Linked DNA regions of Homo sapiens: region 2 is linked to region 1. The links are chromatin loops, found by intact Hi-C in ENCODE. Cell type or tissue: ovary. All regions are shown on one strand. Links, peaks and the distances in the headings refer to the core of each region. The heading gives the core; the rest is flanking DNA. Region 1 overlaps PDE1B (phosphodiesterase 1B). Region 2 overlaps TESPA1 (thymocyte expressed, positive selection associated 1).

Region 1 (11,240 bases), core at 1-8,000:
GGGCAGCAAGTGGTGGGTACCATGGCAGAGGGCAGGGGTGAGAACTTGTGTGGGTGGATCATGGAGCACTAGGAGGTCCATTTTTCTTAAGCCCCTGGGGAAACCCTTTGCCGGACTCCTTGATTTGGGAGTGGAGCTGATCAGACCAGTTAGATCACAGGAAAGACTGGCTGAGTGGCCTGGAATGTTCTAAGAATGGGGGCCGTAGAGATGATAGAGACAGTCAGATATTCCACAACCCAAGGGTCCCTGTGCACACTGTGGTCCCTGTAAATGGTGCCCCTGTAGATTTGGCTAATTTGGTGGCCCTGGCTGGGAAATCTCTTCCTGTGTGAGGGGGTGGTAGGGTGGTGTTGAGGGTTCTGAGTTTTAGCAAGGCTGGAGAGGCTCTTCCCAAGTGGGGATGGGTTGAATGTAGTTCAGCTTGAAGGCAGGTTGATGGATGAGAATCCCTTACATGTCTCCACATACTCCTTGGGTTCTGGGGAAGAATACTTCTTGGCCTAAGCTCAGCCTCCTTTATGCTCCTCTACAGGCATCACCAACCAGATGTCCATTGACGAGCTGTCCCCCTGTGAAGAAGAGGCCCCCCCATCCCCTGCCGAAGATGAACACAACCAGAATGGGAATCTGGATTAGCCCTGGGGCTGGCCCAGGTGAGCCTGTTGTGGTGGAGGGTGTAGGAGAGCTGGTGTCTATCATGGCATCTTTGTTGGGTCGTCTCTGGGCTCCAGTGGATGCGACATTCTCTCTCCCCTTTTGAGCAGTAAAATGGAGCGAGTGAAGACATAGAATGGAGCCAAAGTGTGGGTGGAGCAGGGAAATCCTCCCACGCTCTTCTGTCCCCCAGTCCCTGCAGGAACAAAGGAGGTACCTTCTCAGAACAGCAGCAGAACAGGGTGGGCCCATGCCAGGTGACAGCTAACCTGCACCGCACCTTAGGGAGGGTTAGGGAAAAGGAGCCCAGCCAGGGCACACAGCTCAGTGAGGGCAGCTGAACGTGACTTCGACTTCAGCCCCTATTCACCCCCTTGGCTGGGCACCCTTCTGAAGGGCATTTTTTGCACAGCTCTACTCGGGACTGAGTGGGGATCAGGACTTGGAGAAGGAAGGTCAGGTTGGAGGTGAAGGCAAAGCTCAGGGCACTGAAGTTTCTCCCTCTTTCCCCAGGTCTTCATTGAGTCCAAAGTGTTTGATGTCATCAGCACCATCCATCAGGACTGGCTCCCCCATCTGCTCCAAGGGAGCGTGGTCGTGGAAGAAACAACCCACCTGAAGGCCAAATGCCAGAGATTTGGGGTTGGGGAAAGGGCCCCTCCCCACCTGACACCCACTGGGGTGCACTTTAATGTTCCGGCAGCAAGACTGGGGAACTTCAGGCTCCCAGTGGTCACTGTGCCCATCCCTCAGCCTCTGGATTCTCTTCATGGCCAGGTGGCTGCCAGGGAGCGGGGAGCTTCCTGGAGGCTTCCCAGGGCCTTGGGGAAGGGTCAGAGATGCCAGCCCCCTGGGACCTCCCCCATCCTTTTTGCCTCCAAGTTTCTAAGCAATACATTTTGGGGGTTCCCTCAGCCCCCCACCCCAGATCTTAGCTGGCAGGTCTGGGTGCCCCTTTTCCTCCCCTGGGAAGGGCTGGAATAGGATAGAAAGCTGGGGGTTTTCAGAGCCCTATGTGTGGGGAGGGGAGTGGATTCCTTCAGGGCATGGTACCTTTCTAGGACCTGGGAATGGGGTGGAGAGGACATCCTCTTCACCCCAGAATTGCGCTGCTTCAGCCCCATCTCCAGCCTGATCCTCTGAATCTTCCTTCCCTCCCTTTCTGATACAGTGACTGGGGCAAAAGGAGCCATTGTGACCAGGGGCTGCGGGAGGCCTTTCCTGGGACCTTCCTTGGGACTGGTCTGGGCCCCTGGGGCTTGTCGCCTGCCCTGAGTCCGGAGCCCTTTGCCTCCTTCCTCTCCCCTGGGGCTGGGAGGCTCCATCCGACCAATGTCTGTAAAGTGCTTTGAGGATCTCCCCAGCAAAGCACCTTCAGAATGTATCGACACCAGCTGGGTTAGGGTCAAGGGTGCCTGGGGAGGGTGAGTAATCCTGCATTGCTAAAAGAGAGGGTCTGTCCCCTCCTCTCCACGTCCCAGAACTGGCCCAGCTGCAGGCACTAAGAAGCTCCTCCCCTGAGACAAGTGAGGGGTAGTCGGTGAAAGGCAGATGGACAAGGGGCTCAGGGCTGCTGCCTTCCTGTCCTCTGGAGAGAACCCAGCCAGGCGCGGTGCCCCTTCCTCTCCTCAGGCTCCTCCTTGCCCCCACCTTGCCCCAGGAAAGGCCAAAGTCCAGGTGACTGCCCTCCTTCTTTCTTGTAAATACCAACCATGCATTTGTACAGTGGGCCCTGTTCATGCGAAATCCACATCCATGGTCTCCTAGACCTGCTACCCTGGTACTTCCACCCTACCCCACCCCGAGAAGGGCAGAGACGCATGTGACTCACCCCTGCCCTTGGTTTCCCAGACCCCTGCTATAGCCAGAGAACAATAAAGAAGGGAGACCAGGCCTGACTGTGTGTGTTCACTGGGTACAAGTTGACCAAGCATCTTCACATACATACACTCTTTCCAGCATGATAAAATCTGGGTGAGGCGTTCTCCCTCATATATATATATATATATATTTAGGTATGTATCTGGGCAAGCTGAGGCCCAGGAGGAGGCCCCGAGGGCTCATAGTAGCTGCATGGCAGAAGTGGGACCTGACGCTTCTCAGGCTCTGCTCTTGCCTCTGTACCACATGCTTCAGCAGGGAGGGGGAAAGAATCTTGCCTTCCCTCCTTTCCTCTCTCCCACTACCTGGGAAAATCAAAAACAGCAGCAGGAGAGAGGCCTGGCCGTGAGATCTGAGACAGTTTCTTCTCTTATGCTTGGTTTTGGTCTTATCTGGGCCCCTCAATGTCTAGGACAAGGGAACCCTTCCAGTCTCCAGCATGGGCCTCTTCATTAATAGCCACTGTGTTCTCTATCCATTGTTGCTAACGGGTTGAAATAAGGGACAGCGGTCCCACAGCTGGAAGAGGGAACACATCCTGAAGCTTGGGAATCCAAAAGGAAGGCAGCTGGGGCTTGGAGGGCAGGCGAGGAGGTATCGGCACACCACCATACCCTCTTTCCCATGGGCCAAGTGCCATGGTGCAGTTCCCCTTTTGTCCAGCAGATGGAGCCCACCGCACAGTCACAGCTGGACACGGCACAGGCCTTAGAGCGCCGAGTCTTCCAGCTGCAGGGCAGGCCTGTGAGGTGGTCGGATCGTTCCTCAATAAGAAAAGAGAACCTGGGGCTTTTCTTCCTTCTTGGCACCCTGGAAGTTAGTCCTCCCACCTATCTGACCCTCATCTCTCTTCCCACAGCAAGTAAAGTCAGGGCTAAGGGAAGAACTCTTCCCTGCTCAAGGCTTCTGCCTAGCTCCTGTTTCTTCCTTCCCAGAGGCAGCTTGGCAGGAGGGTGGGGGCTACAGAGAGGGCAGGGCAAGAAGGCAGGGAGAAAGGATTCTCCCAGTTGGAAAAGAAGGAAAGTGCCAAGGACCTAACACCAAATTTATCACTTTTTAAAAACAAGAGATTTTCCCCAAAAGTGAAGGAATAAGAAACAAATCCGGTGTCCATGCATTCCCAAACTGCAGTCTTGATCCCAAGATACCTCCTCCTCTCTCAGACCTGTTATGGGGGAAAGGGGACAGAAAGAGAAGGTGAGAGGCCAGAGGGTCATTTTGTCCCTTCCCCTTCTGGCCATCCCATTTGTCAACATCTAATGTCTCAGAAAGCTTGTTCTGATGTCTGAGAGCAGTCCTTCCTGTGTCCAGTCTATGCAGGGGGCTGCGGATTATGAAATCAAAGCTCAGGAAGTTATCTCATCAATGCATCCTCCAGGCAGGGAGAGCCACTGCCCACTTCAGCTGGGCAGGTGAGGATCTCCCTTCGGGTTCCAAATCCCCTTTATCAAAAAATCCATGGCCTACTGCTCTCACCCATTCCAGGAGCCAGAAGTCCTACACAAAGTCTAATCTCAATCCTTCTTGCTGCAGCTATCCATTTCTTTTTGTCTGTCAGAGGAGATACAAGTCCTTTTACCATAAAGAATAACTTTTTAGGGACTGAAGCTGGTTCTTTGTTTTCCTTTTCCTAGACTCCAAATATTAGCCCCTTGCTTTTGTCCACAATATTAGCCTCCTCTCCTATGACCTGGCAGCCCAGCCCTGGGGTCTTACCGAGTTGGCTCCCTTGGAATCCAGTGGTGGTATATGGGTTGAGGGTTCTTTTGTGCTGGGTTCCTTACTGCCTCTCTCGTGAGTTTTAGGGATGCATTCTGCAGTTTCTGGGGAGGGAACATAGGGGTGGGAGGAAGAGGTGGCATTCATAAAGGTGTTGGGGAGGGAACTGCTTCTCCTCACTGCACCCATACCCCAGTGGCCCCTGAGAGGGCCCCAGGACCAAGTTGGGTGCAATCAGGCAAGACCAACAGGGTTTTCTTTGATCACAATTACTACTATATGTTCACTTTTAAAAAATCTTCAATCAAATTGGAAAGAATAAACCCTCTACAGTTTAAAAAACAAAACTCAATATGTGTCTAAACCTGACATGAACTCATAGGAGGCTGTTTTTAGTCTTTATTCTGCTTAGTGAGACCATTCACTGGATTGCAGAAATATTATGTGTTTGATTGTAGGGTTCTCTGCCGGGAATACTATGCGATACACAGTTTATGTACTATATCTTCATAAAATTGGAAGCATTCTGAATTCTGGAATATATCTAGGATAAGGGACATAGCGCACTGCTACCAGCTTCCACTTATTGCATGCTCTGTGTGTGTCGGGTGCTGTGTCAACAGCCAGTCTCATTTAATAGTCACACACAACCCACTGCAACAGGCACCCTCATTATCATTTTATACCCTGAGGTTAAGTCGTTCAAGGCCTCTCAGCTGGTAAGGTAGCAAGTGGCCGAGCCAGGATTCTAGCCTGTGATTGCTGTTCCCATGAAGGTGGGTTTCCCCCATGTAGCCACAGTGGGGCTCTGAGGTTCAAGTTGGGAGGGCTTGGTGTCACTCAGTAAGGAAAAGTGAAGATTCAAATATATGCCGAACATGCCAACAGATCCATATCCTTGAGACAGTTTTTGCCTACTACTAGGCCTCTCCCAGGCTCCAACTCTTTCCCCTCCCCGCAGTGGGTAAGGCTTGCCTCCTGCTGGGCTGGGAAATAGGATGCCTGGGGCCCTCCCCAGCCTGAACATACTTTTTGCTGTCCCAGAGGTGCCCAGCCTTGACTCCACTTCTGTGTCTGGGATCCCAGGTGGGCGGGACTCCTGGGTTCCTGTGCTCTCAGCGGCCCCCTCAGGTTCCTCTCCTTGCTGCTGTTGCCCCAGGTGATGTTCAACCATCATCTGGAGCTCTGGGGACACAGAGAAAGGGAGGGAACACTGGATATGACTGCCTAGCGTCTCCCCTGTGGGCCTCCGGATTCAACAGCCCCACTAAAGGCTCAGCACACATTGCTGGGTGTTTGACTTTCCCATCCACTGAGATCTGAACAAGGAGGGGACATTAGCTGGCAATAAGGAGGAATGAAAACTAGACCATAAAAAGTACTCTTCTTCACAGATAAGGGAGGCATAGGAGAAGAGGCTTTAAGAACAAGGGATACTCCTCACTTGCTGGGATACATGGTCTTCCCTGGGGGAAGGTGGAAAGGCTCAATTTAGATTCAAGAAAAATTTGAGTATCTTGTACATGTTGTGCACTGTGCCGGTGAGTTCACATATATTATTTTATCTGCCATAATGAGGTAGTATTCAAGGCTCAGTAAGTTAAGCAGTTTCTCCCAGATCACCCAGCTAGTCAGTGGCAAAACTGGGATTTCAGCCTCAGTTCGTCTAGCAACAGTTCTACCATAATAAAGGCAGATTTAACGACCTCCCTTCCAAAGGGCATTCGGTCTCCTCTTCAGCTTCAGGCACAGAGGAGAAAAAGGGATGGGAGGGGTCTTGCAAACCTTTCATTGTGGGTGTGATCCTTGTCATCTTCTTCCGTTGCCGTGGAGACATTGCCAAAGTGGACTGTGAAGGGCACAGAGCACAGATGGGCGCCAGCCCCCCCTTGCTCTCCAGACCCCTCCCTTGCCCTCTAGCCCCCCATGCCCTCCAGCCCCCCTTGCCTTCCTCCTCTGCCTTGCCAGGCTTTTGGATTGGAGCCTGGGGTAGGTGTGAGCTTCAAAAAGTGGGGTAAGAAAACGCCTGCTTCCCCAACCACCTCGACAATGGTGAGCAAGGAGACTGTGAGTGTGTGTGTGTATGTGAGTGTGTGTGTGTGGGGTGCATGTGTATATGTTCACTCATGCACATTTGGGGGGTAGAGGTACAGGGAAGCGGGAGTCAAAAAGATCCTAGAGATGGGCGGCAGGGTTTTAAGGAATAATCCCCTAATGAATGTGGGGGTTTTTTGGGCTGGGCTTAGTGGGATGGGCCAGCTCACCTTGAGATGTGGGTTGGGGATCCGGTCTTCATCTATCTCTGAAGGGAACAGGGAAAGGAGAGGGTGATAAGGACAGGAAACCAGGGATCCCCATAGAGCTGACTTCTCAGGGGAGGGGATTCTGCAGCCATGCTCCTCCTGATCTGTCCCTCACATCTGCCCCCAGGCTCTTGGCCCTCATGGCTGCCCCAGACCTCCTCCCCGAAGCTCCTCTCCTGTGCTTCCGCTGCCTCCATCCCTCTGCATCTAGTCCCGTCCTTGGCTCTGTGGTCAATTTGCGTCTGCATCTTTGCCTCAGACCTGGAGATCCCCAAAGGCAGGATCTGTAGTCTTTTTGCTTTTTTTCCTCCTCTGAAGTATCCATGTCTCTTTCTCTTTCCAATCATTCCCCCACCCCAGGGTCAGCCAGAACTAAGCCCTGCATAGGAGGGAACAGTGATAGAGGACAGTCAATTTATTCTGTGCAGGGTCTGGAAGGTATAGCTGGAGGCAAGCTGGAGACCCCGGCATCCTGAACCCCAGCCTAGCTTCTTAGCCTGTCCCCCTCGCTTCCATACTCCTGTCAAGCTCTCTACCATTCTCTGAGAACTTGTTTTCTCCCCAGACCTCGATGGGGATGCTGGTGACCAGAATCTCAGCTGCTCCCTGAGCTGCTTCTAACCTTCCCCTCCCCCTCTGGGGGCTGTGAAGAGCTGGTGGAGGCGGTCCCTCCCCCTCACAGCTGACACTGCCTCTGGGGGTGGGGGTGGCAGCATCTCAGTTGCTGGAGAAATCTGGAAGGCTGTTGTCGCAGCAACCAGCACTCAGTTGACCACCCCAATTCCTGGGGGGCTTAGGAGCCAGGTGGTCTCCCTCCCTTTCCTAGAACTGCTCCATCTTTCCAAAAGCAAAGAATATTCTGCAATCTAGCCACCACCTTCCTGCCTTCAGTACTGAGGACATCCCCGCCTTCTCAGAGCTGTTCTTCTTCCATCTAGCGCCCATCTTCTCATTGGGACCTGCTGCCATAGTGGCCCCCACGCCCTTCAGCAACCTATCCCTTGGCTTACCTGGGGATGACTGGTCACTGGTCAGCACGAGGGTGGCAGGGGTGGGGCGGCGCCTCCGAATCTGAGGGAAGGTGGGAAATGGGGAAGAGGTCAAGTACACGTGGAAGCATCAAAGCCCCACCCAAAACCACTCAGTAACATAATCCAGGCTAGCCTACTTAACACACCTCAAAAAATGCCATGTTAATGCAGCTGGAGGCCATTATCCTAAGCAAACTTATGCAGAAACAGAAAACCAAATACTGCGTGTTCTCACTTATAAGTGGGAGCTAAACATTGAGTACTCATGGACATAAAGATAGGAACAATAGACACTGGGGAATAAAAGAGAGGGAGGGAGGAGGGCAAGGGCTGAAAAACTACCTATTGGGTACTATGTTCACTCTCTGGGTCAATCATATCCCAGACTTCAGCACCATGTAATAAACCTTTGTAACAAACCTGCACATGTACCCCCCTGAATCTAAAATAAAAGTTGAAAAAAAAATGCCATGTTACATTGGTGAACCAGGGTGAACATCCCTGGGCTCCTCCCCCTCCCCTGGGGAGAGCTAATCCTAAGGATCCAGAAGACCACCTCGCCTCCCTGCATGCCCCCATTCCCCTGTTCTGTCTCTCCACCTCCCCCTGGTCCTGGCCCCAGCTCTCCATCTAAGCATATCTGCTCTAATGCATTGATCTCTGGCTTGCTGTCCTTCCGTCCATCCTGGATCAATGGTCAGAAATAACTTAAGAGGGCACAGGGCTTTCTCTCAGTGTTCTAACCCACTCCCCAAGCAAGATGTTAACATTTTGTGTGACAGCGCCTGGAGAGAGCATCCTTTTCAAGCGCCCCCCAGCCTGGGAGGACAGCACAGAGGAGGATCTGAACGTGCATCTCCTCTGGCCTGTGCCCCTCACTCCCTAATGTCCTCTCTGTCCTTGGATACATTGCCTTTCTGATTTGTCAAGAAATGGGGTTGGGGGAATCCTTGTCATGGTAGATATAATATCAATACAAGGAGGAGCCCTAGGCAGGACCCTGGTCAGGGCCCAAAGCGTAGCTGAAAAATCTTATCCTAGGCTCCAGGTCCTAGTCTAAGAAATTAACATATAAAGCTGACTGACTGCCCTGCCTCTGAGCCCCCTTTCCCCCCACTGTTGTTCTTTTGTCACGCTGCCAATAAAGTTGATTGTTGTTGAAGTCAGTTCAAGGACTCCTGGGAGGTGTAGTTTTCCCCCTTTCTCTGGAGGCTTTAGAGGCTTGGAAGCAAGTGGAAGGATGGGGGTTAGAGGATGACCCTCTAGGTTAGCAGTGGGGAGGGAAGGCAAATGGGGCTGGGAAAAGGGCTAGAATTATCCTGGGCTGAGAGGAGTAGGATGAGGACACTGAATGATCAAACCCTTATCTTTGCATGTCCATTATTTAGAATCATCACCACTGGCCGTGGGGGGATGACAGAGGTGAACACTGCCCCTCTCTATGCCCAGAAAAGTGGGGGGTACTGGCTATGGTAAGATGGGCTGTTTAAGCCTGAGGGGGGAACTCTTTCCAAAGAAGAAACAGGATGCAAAGAATGGGGGTATGTGGGGGTAGGGCATCATTTTCCCAGGAGAATTCAGTGGCATCTGTTTTTGGTGACATTGCAAGGTCCCCGCAGTACCAGTCCTTTGTGTATGTGTGTAAGTGTGCACATGGATGAGCCGCACAGACATTAACTGTGAGTCGTCTCTGGTCATTCCTGATACACATGGGCTGGGGACCATCTGCTTCATGTATATGGGGTGGGGGCCATCCTTCAACTAGAAGACTCCTCTACTTCTTTCCATCCTGGAGGGGCAGGGTGTGGTGGTGGTAGTAGGAAAGAGACAAGGAGGGTGGAGTGGCGATCAGTGGGTTGAGATAACATCAGAGTGGGGAGCCCAAGAAAGAGACTGCAAGTATGACAGAGGGCAGCAGGGCTGTCTGGTCTTGGACACATCACTTCCTTGACCTATTCCTTTGCTTTGGACAAGGTTTCTAAGCATTCAGAGTCCTTGGGAATCGTGATACCCTTACAGCAGGAAGGAGGAAAGTCAGACTTCCTGAGGTACCTCCCAGGCACCTGAACTAGTGGGAAATAAGTAGATGGTCTCTTTTCCTTTTCTCATACCTATCCCAAATCCTAGCTCTCAGGAGCATGTGATAACTTCGCCTCGGATTTCTTTCCAAAGCAGTCATGCCAAGGATCTGGAAGCTGTGGGCACCCCTCCACCGCCTGCCACTCTGTGCTCTATAACTCAGAGCTTCCAACTCCTTTTGCCCTCCCATGTTGGTCTGGGTTAGGAGCACCTGCCAAGCCTGGAGCTTTTTGCCTAACACAGCAGGAGGGGCTGAGGTTAGGCCACAGGAAGAATTTCAGGCCTAAGAGACACAAATTCTGAAGATTAGTGAAAGTAGGCCCAAGTCCCGGCTCTCTTTTTTCCCTCTGACTCCTCAGGATTGCCTTGTGCCCCTCCCTTGTCTCCTAGATCCCTGAACCAGCTGGCCTTCCTCCTCCTCCTCCCTACCCACCTACTACACCTGCCTCCTCCAACACCCAACAGATACAGGTGTCGGGCCCTGTCTGTGCCAGTGGGAGGCAGTTCTCCTTGGAACTGCATCCCCAACCTCCACAGTCCAGACTCTTGAGCCCTTTTTCCTGGGTCTGAGGTTATCCTGGCTGATGCCCTGCCTCCAGGCATAGCAGCCTTTCCCCTGACTCCCAGGGAACACAACCCATGCTGATGGCTCTCCATCCTCCTCATCCTCTACAGATTTGTGAGGCTTCACCAAGAGCCTTCCCGTAGTCACACCTTAGAGCTCTGAGGTGGTGGCTCACCCCAGGCCAGAGAGAGGACGGAGACGCAGGTACCTAACCCTATCTCCACATTGGGAAGCTGAAGTGGTAGGGAGAGTGTGTACCCCTGCCCGCTTCCCTTCACATCAGACCTTATTCTACCAAACAGCTGGAGCAACAAAAATGACAAAAAACACTCTCTCCACCTCATCCCAAGAGGTCACAAAGTTTTTTTCAGGTTGGGGGTGGCCAGCCAGAGCCTGGCAGCTTGTTGAGAGAAACAGAGAACTGACCTTGTGGGAAATTGATATTCTTTAGGAATGGGAATGTCTAGGCAAATGGACAGAGATTACAAAGAGATGGAGCAATAGGCAAATAAGCAAATATTTGGCAAACAAGGAGTAGTAAGGACCACGGGTGGCCACCCTCTCCACACATACGCTCACTCTCACCGAGGCATACACTTGCTCACACACTCTCATACACTGCCCCCTCTGCCAGGCTGCTCTGAGCTAAAAATAGACCAGGCTAGGAGGCTGGGCCAGGGCCCTGGACTCCCACCCCTTGAGCCAAGGCTGTCACAGTGCTTCTCCCTTGCATATTGTTCAGCTTGGACCCCAGCCCCTGGAAAGACTCCACCTCTGGCCTCCCAGTGCTGCTGGCTCAGTCCCACCTGGACTCCCCACTCCAAAGGGCAGGAGTTGGGAATAAGGGCCATGTGCGGAGACTTGAAGAAGGGAGCCTCAGCCTACAACTCGACCACCCCTCTCCCCTCTCCCTGGAGCCCCAGCCCTCTCAGTGGTCCTCAGTCCCTTCCTGTTATCACTTTCGGAGCCCAGCAAGGTGGCCCCCAGTTAGGAGGGGACAGGGAG
Region 2 (11,240 bases), core at 1-8,000, 380 kb after region 1:
TTCAAATAATCACGGCTTCTTTTTGTGGCAAGGATTTAAAAGCTTTTTAAAGAGATCCCAACACTTCATGGAAGTATCTTCCATAGACCCAGGCGAGAGGAGTTCTGAGTCTTAGAGGGTCAGAAGAGTTGGTGGACTTAGAGAACACGAAGAGTTGGTGGACTTAGAGAATGTGCCCACCTAGTCCTGCACTATTCCTTCTAGAACATTCTTTGGTTACCCAGAATCACAAAGTTTGCTGGTCAAATGGCCCCAAGCCGGTTGCAGGAATGTGCGCTGGTTTTGCCTGATGACTGTTCTCTCAAGGGCTGACCTCTCCAGTAGTGTATGCAGCCTAGGCCCAAATGATGACCAATGGCTCTTTGTGTAGGTGGGAGCTTGTGGCATTTGGATGTGCAGGCTCGGGTAACCAAACATGGACATGCAAGGTCCCTTATGGTATAGGACAGGTCTGGGCACTGGAAGATAAGGGAACAGGTCAGGAGCTGGGGAGTGGTTCTGCTCACACTGTCACATTTTAGCACAGAAGTCCTAACAGTCTGAGAATCCTAGATTGAAATCTGGACTTCTGGGTCTTTATGGTTAGATATTTGTCAAGGTAAGGGAGAATTTATTTTATTTAAGAGTGGTTAGCTTTGTGTAAAACTGCTCTCCATTTGTAATCTCATGAGGACCACAACAAATGGTGATGAGAGGTGTACTTAATGGGAACATTAAATGGCAATCAGATCAGGTATTACCAAAGGAGCTCTGAAAACTCGACTGCTCTTAGGAAACCAGGCCTCTGTCTCTTTCTCCCTGTATATTAACCCTGAATTGAAATCAGAAAGTGGTATATCTGGCTAGGACAGGAAGCCTGGATTATTTTTCCCCCAAGGGTTCTAACCCTTCATCTTCTGGGAAAGAATCTACAGCCTTTCTCTGCCAGTCTCTCCCTCACCTCCAACCCACTTACCTCCTCCAAGTCAAAAGTGTCCTGTGGCTGCTGGCTTAAAGACCGACGCAGTTCTGGTCTGTCTACACTCTGCTTCCATTTCTGCTGGGTGATGGACAGGTCCAAGGACTTAACCTTCCTGCCCATGAGATTCTTCTGGAAGAGGCTCTTTCTTGCTCTGCTCTTTCTTTTCCAGAAAGTCTCATCCTTGGCTGGATGGGTTTCCGTATTGGTGGCTGGTAGACTACACAGCTCTCTCCTTATCTGAGCTGGGTCTGTGCTCCACTGTGGATCTTCTATGGGCAGAGAATGTGTGCAACAGGGTACCTTGGGGTTCGAATCCAGAGTTTGGGATGGTGCTAGCACTGTGGACATCCTCTGCTGTGTTTCCTCTTCACAGCAGAAGACACATGGATAGGGAGAAGTGGGCAACTTCTTACCCTCAGCAGGGGGCACAGGATCTTCCTGTGAGAATTGCCCCAAATCAGAGTCTTGCTGGAGGAACTGCTTCTCTTCTTTCACTTTGTCCATCACTTCCAACACAACTTGGTCCAAACTGTTCCTTTTGGGGGTGTTGTGGGGTGGTGGTGGCCGGTCTCGGGGGCATGTGTACAGACACATCTTGGAGATGGCTTTCCGAAGGCGGTCTCTGGGTGACTGGGGTTCAGGCTCTCGGGACAGAATCCTGATGGATGGCACATCAGTTGGATGGTTGCAATTCCAGAACATGTGGGATGGTGTGAACTTTTGGACAGGTGTCTTAGACACATAGGAGTAGAGACAGAAGAAGGCATCAGCAGTGACAGCCAGTGTTTGCACCTGCTTAAACCTGCCTGGGTACAAGAGTTAAAGATGGTAAGTCTGGGGTTCATCAGCAAATCTTCTTAAATCTCTCCCTTCAGGAGGCTCCCCAAAGCTCAAAATTCAGGGAGAAGCTTCCAATTTTCCTACTAGTGTTTCTCCCTTTTAGATTTCTAACACTCTTTTTCTGGAATTTCGTAACTTCTTGACACCCCATCCCATGTAGATATTCCAACTGGGAAACAAAAAAGAGGGATAAGATTTATAGACATCATGCTGATATGATTGACTGAAAGGCAAGAAGGCCTAAAGGAAGCAGTAGTGGCCTGAAGTCTCTTAAAGGCTATTTCTTTAAGAGAAAGAATCAGACAGAGTTCTCCATCTTCACTGAAGACAACATAAGAGGAAATAGACACAATAGGCAAAGGGTTAAAGATAACCAAGAGAAAGCAGGATTTGAAGCCACTGAGCCCTGCTGTGAAAATCTAAAGGAAAAGGGAAGTAGAGCAGGTGCCTGGGAGGGACACTCACTGGCCAGCATGAGGCAGGGGTCTTCCATTTCAATCCTCCGCACCTGGGACTTCAGGAAGAGCTGGAAATCAATGCCCTTGGCCTGAGAGGGGGTGGTGAAAAATCGGGCGGGTATCCGAGAAGTGTCTTTGTGATCCTCTTGGCCAAAGCCCAGACTGAAGAGGACATCTTCTGCATCTTCTTGCACTTTGTCCAGAATTTCTGAGATGCTGAAATGAGGGAGTTTGGGTAAATAAGGGACAACTTTGAGACACATGGTAATTCAGAATATCAGAATATCTAATAAAAGTGTCAGAAGACTGAAATTCTTTTCTGTCCATTTCTCTACTTTTCACTGTGACTTTGAGAAAAGCTTTCACTTCTCTGAACCTAAATTATCTGTTGGAAACATGGAAACTACAATCCAACCCTAGTTATAAAAACTGAATAAAATTTTAGTACAGTACTTTGAACAACTTATTGCAGACGAATAAAAATTTAAGTAAATATAAAAGGATTTTGAAAAATAAGAGCAGCATAGATACAAATAAATTTCACAGTTGCATCATTAAGTGCTCAGTTCCCAAATTTGCCATCCGACTTGCCCCAGTGGTTGTTGCGTGGGACAACTAAGCAATGAATATGTAAGAAACATAGAACCCCTGAAGGTAAACATTTTTATTCTTGATCTTAGGGCAAAAAGTAATCAATAAGCACATCCAAAACCTGATTTTGAGAGGTATGCTCCTTTCTAGCACTATTTTCAGTACAGAAGTCCTGTGTCACAGAAGATCCCGTGCACGCACTCTCTCTTTATGGTATCAACCTGGATTTATGTCTAAATCGGAGTTCCACCAACTTGGGTGACACTAGAGCTTAGTAATTGTGTTTCAGACAGTGAGGCTAAGGGAAGCTGTTATTATTTGAGGCTTTGAATAATCACTATCACTCTCTTCAGAAAGTATGCTGGGCTTTTTGATCAAATAGGGACCATCTTGTTTAGCTAATAGCTGGACGGTCGGAATCCCTGGATCTACTCTTGTCCTTGCCAGCTTTTATCTCCATGGTCCTAAGTTTCCCTATCTGTGAATTGTGGGCGTAAAACTGGATCAGTGCTTCTCAACCATGGCTACATGTTAGGGTCACCTTTGCAGGCTTTAAAAATGCATATATTTGAATCCCATCTTCAGACATTCTGATTAAATTGAACTAGGGTATGAACTAGGACTAAGGCTCAGTGAGGATAAATTACTAAATTTGGTCATGTGACAAAATTTAAGTCTCAGAACCAGGTCTCAAATTCAAATTTTGACTTCAAATTTCAGATACTTTTCATTATATCATACTAGTTTTCCTGACTTTTCATCTTTTTCAAAGAGTTATTTGTGTGTATATTTTGTCCACCCTATGAAATCATTCAGCTCCTGGGATCAAGCTATTTGTCCGCTTCATCTTTTCTTTTTTTATTTTCATTTTTGTTTTAAGTTCTGGGGTACATGTGCAGGAAGTGCAGGTTTGTTACATAGGTAAACGTGTGCTAGGGTGGTTTGCTGCACCTATCAACCCATCACCTAGGTATTAAGCCCAGCATGCATTAGCTATTTTTCCCAATGGTCTCCCTCCTCTCACCCCATCCCCTGACAGGTCCCAGTGTGTGTTGTTCCCCTCCCTGTGTCCATGTGTTCTCATTGTTCAGCTCCCACTTAGACGTGAAAACATGTGGTGTTTGGTTTTCTGTTCCTGTGTTAGTTTGCTGAGGATAACGGCTTCCAGCTCTATCCATGTCCCTGCAAAGGACACGAACGCGTTCCTTTTAATGGCTGCCTAGTATTCGTGTATATGAACCACATTTTCTTTATCCAGTCTATCACTGATGGGCAGCTGGGTTGATTCCATGTCTTTGCTATTGTGAATAGTGCTGCTTCATCTTTTTCAAATTCCATACAGTCATTGCCTGGCCTGCCTGTCCGAATGAATTAATATTTTATTGCTTCATTCAGTCAACAAATTAGTCAATTAATCAATACATTGTTTACTGAGCACCTACTCTGAGTCTTGGAACTGTGATGGTACCAGTACTATACCTCCTGGGGTACAAGTTTCAGTGGGAGGAGACACCTGTATTTTACACATAGTATTCAGCTCTGAGAAGACTCCTCTGTGTCTTTCACAATTCTTGAAACAAATATGGTCACATTTTTCAAGTATGCAGTAAAAGTGCATAAAAGCTCCAGTAAGATATCCCAGAAAAAACAGGCAATGGCTCTTGGTTCCATTCTCCTATGCTTCTCATCTTCTCCACCCTTCCACCCTGCCAAACTTCAGTACCTACCTTGAACTAGTCTTGTTGGTCCCCCCAGTCATGCTGCTGGAAGCCAAACTACAGCCAAGATCAAGTAGCTGGCAAGGCCTGGCTGTCTCGAGGAAACTCCTGCAGAGATCAAAGCTGATGTCATACAAATCTTGTTTCCAGTCTGCACCCTGGCTTCGAGGAATCCCTGCTGGACTTATTCACCCCCTGAACAGTAGTCTATGCAGTGCTTGTTCGTTGGAAAGTCTCACTCTCTAATGTGAATCTTTAGCTCTTTATTTTAATCTCTTTGACCTACCCCAATTCACTGATTCTTAAAGGAGACATCATTCACCCTGGCTGAACCTAACACTTACCTGGAGAAGAGTTTGCCATTGGCGGCCAGTAGTGTGGCTGGACAAGAAACAGAGAAGCAAAGAGCAAATTAGAAGGGAAAATGAAAATCACCTGTGTTGCCCCTCTGAACCTAAAACTCAGTCCCCTCTGTTTCTTTTTGTGACTATGACAGGCTAGCTGGACCCCATAAATTCTGCACTTCTTGGGGCCTCAAGATTACCTAACACAGTTCTGGAATAGGGACAGATATGCCAGAGAGTAACTGGCCTTAACCCTATGAACTTCTGACCCATGACTGATGTTTAGGCAAGAGCCCCTCTGTCCTAAAAAGGATAGAGTCATTTGGCCTTCCTGGCTAGTGTTCCTGTCCCCCTACACAAGTCTTTACAGCTCCCAGGAGACACTGGTAGGTTGCTGTGCTTTCATTCTTTACTGATGTCCTTCTCCTCCTGCAGTATAGTCTCTATTTTACATCCAATGCACAGACTTGTTTGGAGTTTCTGTACAGAAAACAGTCTTAAAGCTATCTGGGCAGCAAACATTATAGTAATTTTATATGTTATCATCCCAGGGGCCAAAGGAAAGTTCCAGTGATGAACCAGTAAGAGTCATGGTAGGCTGATGAGGAGGTGTTTCTGGGCATGTGATGCCTTCTGCATTTTACATTAGATAATAATGAGACTGCCCTTTCCCTGTAGATAAGACCCCAGGGATGGGCTGTTTCTTTCTGAAGTTTTGCACTTCCATCCTATCCTGAATTCATACAATGTATATCCTGTTTTCTCATCCCAACCTCAGAGAACTGTGCCACTTACCCTCCGCTCCCAGGGTCAAGTCATCTTCAAAGCTGGTCCCATGGCTGCAGAAGCCTGTCCAATAATCAGGTGAGGGTCACAGAAAACCAGGATGGAACATATACACATGCACATGCACACCCCTGCATACACGAACATCTTCACATGCCCTTAGACTAGACTTGCACAACCAGATAATCATACTAGATACCCACGTTTGTCAAATTACCACAAACTGTACATATATCACCTCAGAAGTCATATTCATTTTTGATTCAGAAACAATCATACATGCATTCACCTATAACCTTTCCCCTATATCACATAGTTATGTACACAATCCCCTGCCAAACAGCAAACATATGGGGATGTGCACTCACACCCATATAAACACATATTTTATAAAGTTCTTTTCCTATAGCAGTGGTTGTTATCTGAGCAACCACTAGCAGAACATAGCCTATGACTGTTAGTGAGCCTGTGGGCTCTGAGCCAGCACTTTCTTCTGGATTTCCTGAAGTCTTGTGACCACGAATAGTGTTTTGCAGCCAGTTTAAGAACACTCAGGGACTCTTTTGCATGCCTATGCATGTATATGTGCATAAACACTCACATACACACACGCACAGGTATATCACTCTCCAGGTAGAAGAAAAATAGATGGACAGAACCTATACTCACCATTGTAGATAAACTGTCCTGCTTCCTCAGAAAATCCTTCTTCAGAGTATCTAAACCAAAAACAGTCTTATAGGTTGAAGTCACTTACTACATTTTCCAAGGAGCTTTTTCATGGAAAAACTCACACATATTCATATTCTTTTCCAGTGAGAGTCAGTAGTATTTAATTTGCTTTTATGTTGGAGAAAACAAAGACAGAGTGGTTACTTGTCTGAAAAATTCATAGAAGTAGTTGGGGAAACTGGGGCTGGAATGCACTATATTTTAGATTGTGCTTCTGTTGTCCTGGCCACAGGACTAAAGGACGAAAGTCAACTTAACAATGATTCTTCGGTCTTTAGGTGAAACAGGAAAGAAAGAATATTGAAGCAAAACGGGAGAATTACATTCATAGAAGCAGGCGTTTGCATGCCATAATTTCCAAATCACAAATATAAATTTCTAGGTTTTCTTAAAACTTTTAGATCACCTTAACTACCCACACTTCCTTCCTTCTCTCTGAACCATGTTATTGCTGAATATCATGTCACTCAGGAAACAGCAGAAATTGTATCCTGGTTAGAGATATTTTAAAATTTTCAGACATGGTCTTATCAAACATTTACCATCTCCACCAGAAGAACAAACCGAAATCAGCACAAATGGTGGTGAGAGACAGCTCAGTTTTACAAACAAGGAAGAAATTCTCTCTGTCCAAAACAGGTGTGTGAAGTAATCTGTGACAGGGCTTTGAAATGTGATCAGCACATCCAGATTCTAGTCCTGGCTCATTGTGGCTGTTTTGTTCTCAAATATTACGTAAGGGAATTTGGAACCCTAGATATTATCATCATCTGAGTCTACTTCAAACACTGATATGTTGTGAATTTTGTAGAGTTTGCTTTCCTAAAGCTTTTTACATGGAAGTTATTCATGGTGCTTTAAATGTAATCTCAAGTGGAGGTTGGAGGGGAAAAGGGTCAGTAACGTGAGTTAGCAGAGAAACTGAAGTGCATCCACTGGTGCTGGTCCTAAAGGAGCTTTTCTCTTTATCAGTCTCCAGCAATCCAGATTACTCTCAGGCCACTGGAGTATCACTTCATGGCGTGTGTAACAGTGGGAATAGGCTTACTAACCAAATATCTGTAGGTCAAGTTCTGCCTAAATTTTACAAAATAAGTCACTACATATTTATATATGTATATATATATATATATATATATATGTGTGTGTGTAGATAGATAGATATAGATATATCTTTTGCTTGTAACTCCTTTCAATAGCAAAAAAATCAACCATGTTTACCAAAATCTGAATTTTAATATGTCCTTATGAAAAATACTACATCAAAGGTTCATTATAAAATATGAAATAATAGGCAAGCTCATTAAGAATAGGTAACTCTAATAATGCACCTAGAACTATAAATATATTTTTCTCTTCCTAATATATAATTACATAAAGTATGTTGTGGTATAATACTACAAACATGTGTAACTGTAATATTTACTATTACTACTAAAAACAGCATGATAGCTAATATAGTCAAGTACTAGAATATTGCAATTTACTACTGTATTTAATGCTTGTGTTGTAGCTGCACAGTAGTGCCACTACTAAGGCCTACTATTACTAGAGGTACATTTAAATAGACTACAATTCCATTTCTAGGTTGTACCCAATGGACATGCCTGCATAGGTTCCCCCAAGTAAATACTAGTCATGATAACCAAAAAATGGAAGCCTCCAAATCCCTATTTATTATAAAATTAAACAATTATATAATAACTATACAACTTAATATTACACAATAATAAGAATGAGTTACTGCTGCATGCGAATACTTGGATAAGCATCATAAACATAATGCTAAGCAAAAGAAACACACATAAAACAGTACATGTTATATGACTCTATTTCTATAAAGTTCAAAATAATCCCAAACATATCTATGATGTTACAAGTCAGGGTATTTGTTACCCTTGGAAGCAGGATAGTGAACGAAACGGACGGAAAGGAGGCATTTGGAATGCTGGTGATGCTCTGCTTTAGGTTTCATGGGTGTATTCCCTTTGTGAAAATTCATTGAGCTATTTATGTATTTATTTATTTGCCTATTATTTATTTGTTGACAGGGTCTCACTCTGTCTCCCAGGTTGGAGCACAGTGAGAATAGCTCACTGTAGCCTTGAACTCCTAAGCCCAAGAGAGCCTCCTGCCTCAATCTCCTGAGTAGCTAGGACTAAAGGTGCTGCCATGCCTGGCTAATTTTAAAAAACTGTTGTTTTTTTTTCCTTGTAGAGATGGAGGACTGGTACATTGCCCAGGGTGGTCTTGAACTCTTGGGCTCAAGCAATCCTCCTGCCTTGGGCTCCCAAAGTGCTGGGGTTACAGGCATGAGCCATGTGCCTAGCCTCAGCTACATATTTAATACTCATTCATTTTTCAGTAAGTATATTATACTTCAATATAATTTATATTAAAAAGGAAAATGTTACTGATATGTATGCTGAACTTCAATACAATTTACATTTAAAATGTCACTGATAAAATTTCTGGTTTGTCCAAAGCAAAACTCACTTGTATTCATTGGATACAAGTTTTTATTGGGTGCTTATCCTACATTTCTCTTCTTTAGTTATAATCTGCCAAGTATTTCTATTCTCTTTATGAGGAATAGCCATTGGTGGGTCTTGGGGCATTCTGTGGAACCTACAACAGCAGTGTGGACATGGGCCTGGAGCTATTGATGCTTTCTCACCGAGCACAATGATTTGAGACTTTATGTCCATCACTCAAGTCCCAGGCCTTCCATGGGTTATCGGATAGGCCATAAAATCAATGACCAGGGACTAGATGTATAGTTGCTCCCCTTTTCCCACCCTTGCATTGAAAAATTCCTTAGCATCATTTTAAGTCTCAAATGAAAGAGCCAAGGTATTGCTCTTTCTGTATATGCAGTTCATAAACAAATAGTAGGGAGGAGGGGTTGGATTGTGGGAAGAAGTATATGGCTATTTTTAGCTTCTTCTAGATGTTTCCATAGCTACCTGCCTGCAGAGATTTAAGCTGAAGCCCACACAGATGATTTTTGGGCTCCCAACCCCACCTCTGGTGATTCATGAGCAACACAGTCATGTCCCAGAAAATCCCGAGAGCTTAGGAGGAGAAAGAAAAAAGGAGAGGCATAGTTTGCAAAGACATGCATGATCAGATCCTGTGGCAGAATAGTCGGCCGCTAGATTCAATTGCACTGAGAAACATTGACACTAAATTGCCTGAGATGTTGGTGAACTCTCCTGCAGAGCTTGTCAGAAAAGAAGATGCTCTTGCTACCAGAGGATGTTAGGCTTTGGAAAGAAAAATGGAAACTATATGGTCTTGGAATAAAATTTGAAAAGTGCCCCTCAGGGCACCTGGCAGAGTGGACAGATAATCAGTAAATGCGGGCTCCTTGTTTATCCTCTTTCCTCTGTGGCCTTGGAGCATGGAATACTGTGGTAATTTAGAATCTCATGTTTAGAATGCGTTTTCCCTCTATCTTCTTCATTAGCTATTACCAAAAGTCAAGTGTACTCTCACTATCAATCATTGTCATTATTGTCCTTTAGTTTTTCTAGCTTTTCCATGCAATTAAGAAGTATTACACACTTAAACAGAATTAGAAAACAGAGGAAATTGGAAAATGTTCTGACTCCAACAATTCCCCTTCCAAAGACAAATGCAAGTCTGTTGATTAACTCTTTATGGCCATTTTGAAGTTTAAATATTTGAAATCTTTTCAAAACACAGATACATAATGAAAATGTAACAGATACCCTTGCACCAGTCACTCTATTTTCACACATGTAAACATTTTGCCATATTTGCTTCGGAAAAAATAAAATATTAAGTAATATATAATGTAAAATAAAAAATTAAATATTAAAGATATAACTAAAGTCTTATTTTACTTCTAAAGTCAATTCTTTTCCTTCTTCCAGGTAATCACTATCCAAGAGTTAATATGTATCATTTCTGGGAATTTTTTTTCTGATAAATAAACAGATGTAGATAGATGGATAGATATAGACAGACATTTTGTGGAATTATAGGTAGGTATAAACTCCTCCTTTATAAAACTCACCAGTCACTCACTATTAAAAGCATAAAGCACATACACATATATCATCTCATTTAAACCTCACGAGAACCCTTAGACTGTATTATTTTAAGCGTCCCACTTTATAGCTCAGGCGTCTACAGTGAACAGAATTTAAGTTATTAGCTTATGGTTGGTTAAACACTTAGTAGCACAAGAATTAGGCTCAAGTCTTGGAGACTTTTCACTAACCAGACCACCTTTTTGTCATAAATTTTGGTTCAGGGTTTATCTTTGTAGAGCATGAGTGAAGAAAGATGATTTCTAGAGTTTATTATCTTGTATTTCTGTGAATTTATTATTTTCAATTAGAACGAAATATGTTCTAAGTCAATGAGCATATTTTAAACTACTTGGCACCCCTCTAGGTTATTCAGATAATCAGACAGTTAGCAAAAGCGTAATTAATAATTGCTGACATGAATTGATGACTCAAGAGTAGTTAATGAGATAAGGACATTAACTGAGCTGACTGTTTCCCCTGTACATATCTGGTAAGTATTTTAAATCCTAGGACAGTTCTCATCCTAGGCTTCTCACCCAAACCTGCAAACATGCTGATTACCACCATTCTTTTCTTCCTGTATTCTGTGGGTCCTCTAATTGACTTTGAAATCAATGAATTATGAATAAGATGAGGGCAATGAGAACAATAGGTTTTTTCAAACAACAAAACAAACACAAAATAAATCCTTCCTGGCATTGCCTTCTTGGGTACAGGTGAAATAAACAACCTTGGATTATTTGGTGTTA

The links. Hi-C counts contacts between places; a loop is a spot of excess contacts. Peaks named below come from ENCODE experiments on the same cell type or tissue, not always from the same donor. Only the 100,000 strongest peaks of a DNase experiment are listed, where the experiment ranks them.
Region 2: it touches region 1 in a loop (2.7-fold over the local background); 44 of 110 quality-filtered maps call a loop at or near these places.

The regions. Positions count from the first base shown.
Region 1 is chr12:54,576,690-54,587,929 of GRCh38, forward strand. PDE1B (phosphodiesterase 1B) reads left to right here. Exons shown (of 16, transcript NM_000924.4): 14 at 1-12; 15 at 536-656; 16 at 1,171-2,550. The coding sequence ends at 639. It overlaps PPP1R1A (protein phosphatase 1 regulatory inhibitor subunit 1A), which reads right to left. Exons shown (of 7, transcript NM_006741.4): 2 at 7,571-7,631; 3 at 6,522-6,559; 4 at 6,043-6,106; 5 at 5,287-5,442; 6 at 4,255-4,361; 7 at 2,557-3,703. The coding sequence ends at 3,698. Among named protein-coding and RNA genes, the nearest start is that of PPP1R1A, 6.3 kb to the right of the region's middle. In ovary, for the core only: a CTCF peak has its summit at 3,186 (motif pointing right); a DNase peak (open chromatin) is centred at 3,222; H3K27ac peaks cover 427 bases.
Region 2 is chr12:54,961,476-54,972,715 of GRCh38, forward strand. It overlaps TESPA1 (thymocyte expressed, positive selection associated 1), which reads right to left. Exons shown (of 11, transcript NM_001136030.3): 4 at 6,368-6,417; 5 at 5,708-5,761; 6 at 4,913-4,949; 7 at 4,578-4,676; 8 at 2,267-2,475; 9 at 956-1,767. Among named protein-coding and RNA genes, the nearest start is that of TESPA1, 18 kb to the right of the region's middle. In ovary, for the core only: no CTCF peak of the experiment used is centred there; no DNase peak of the experiment used is centred there.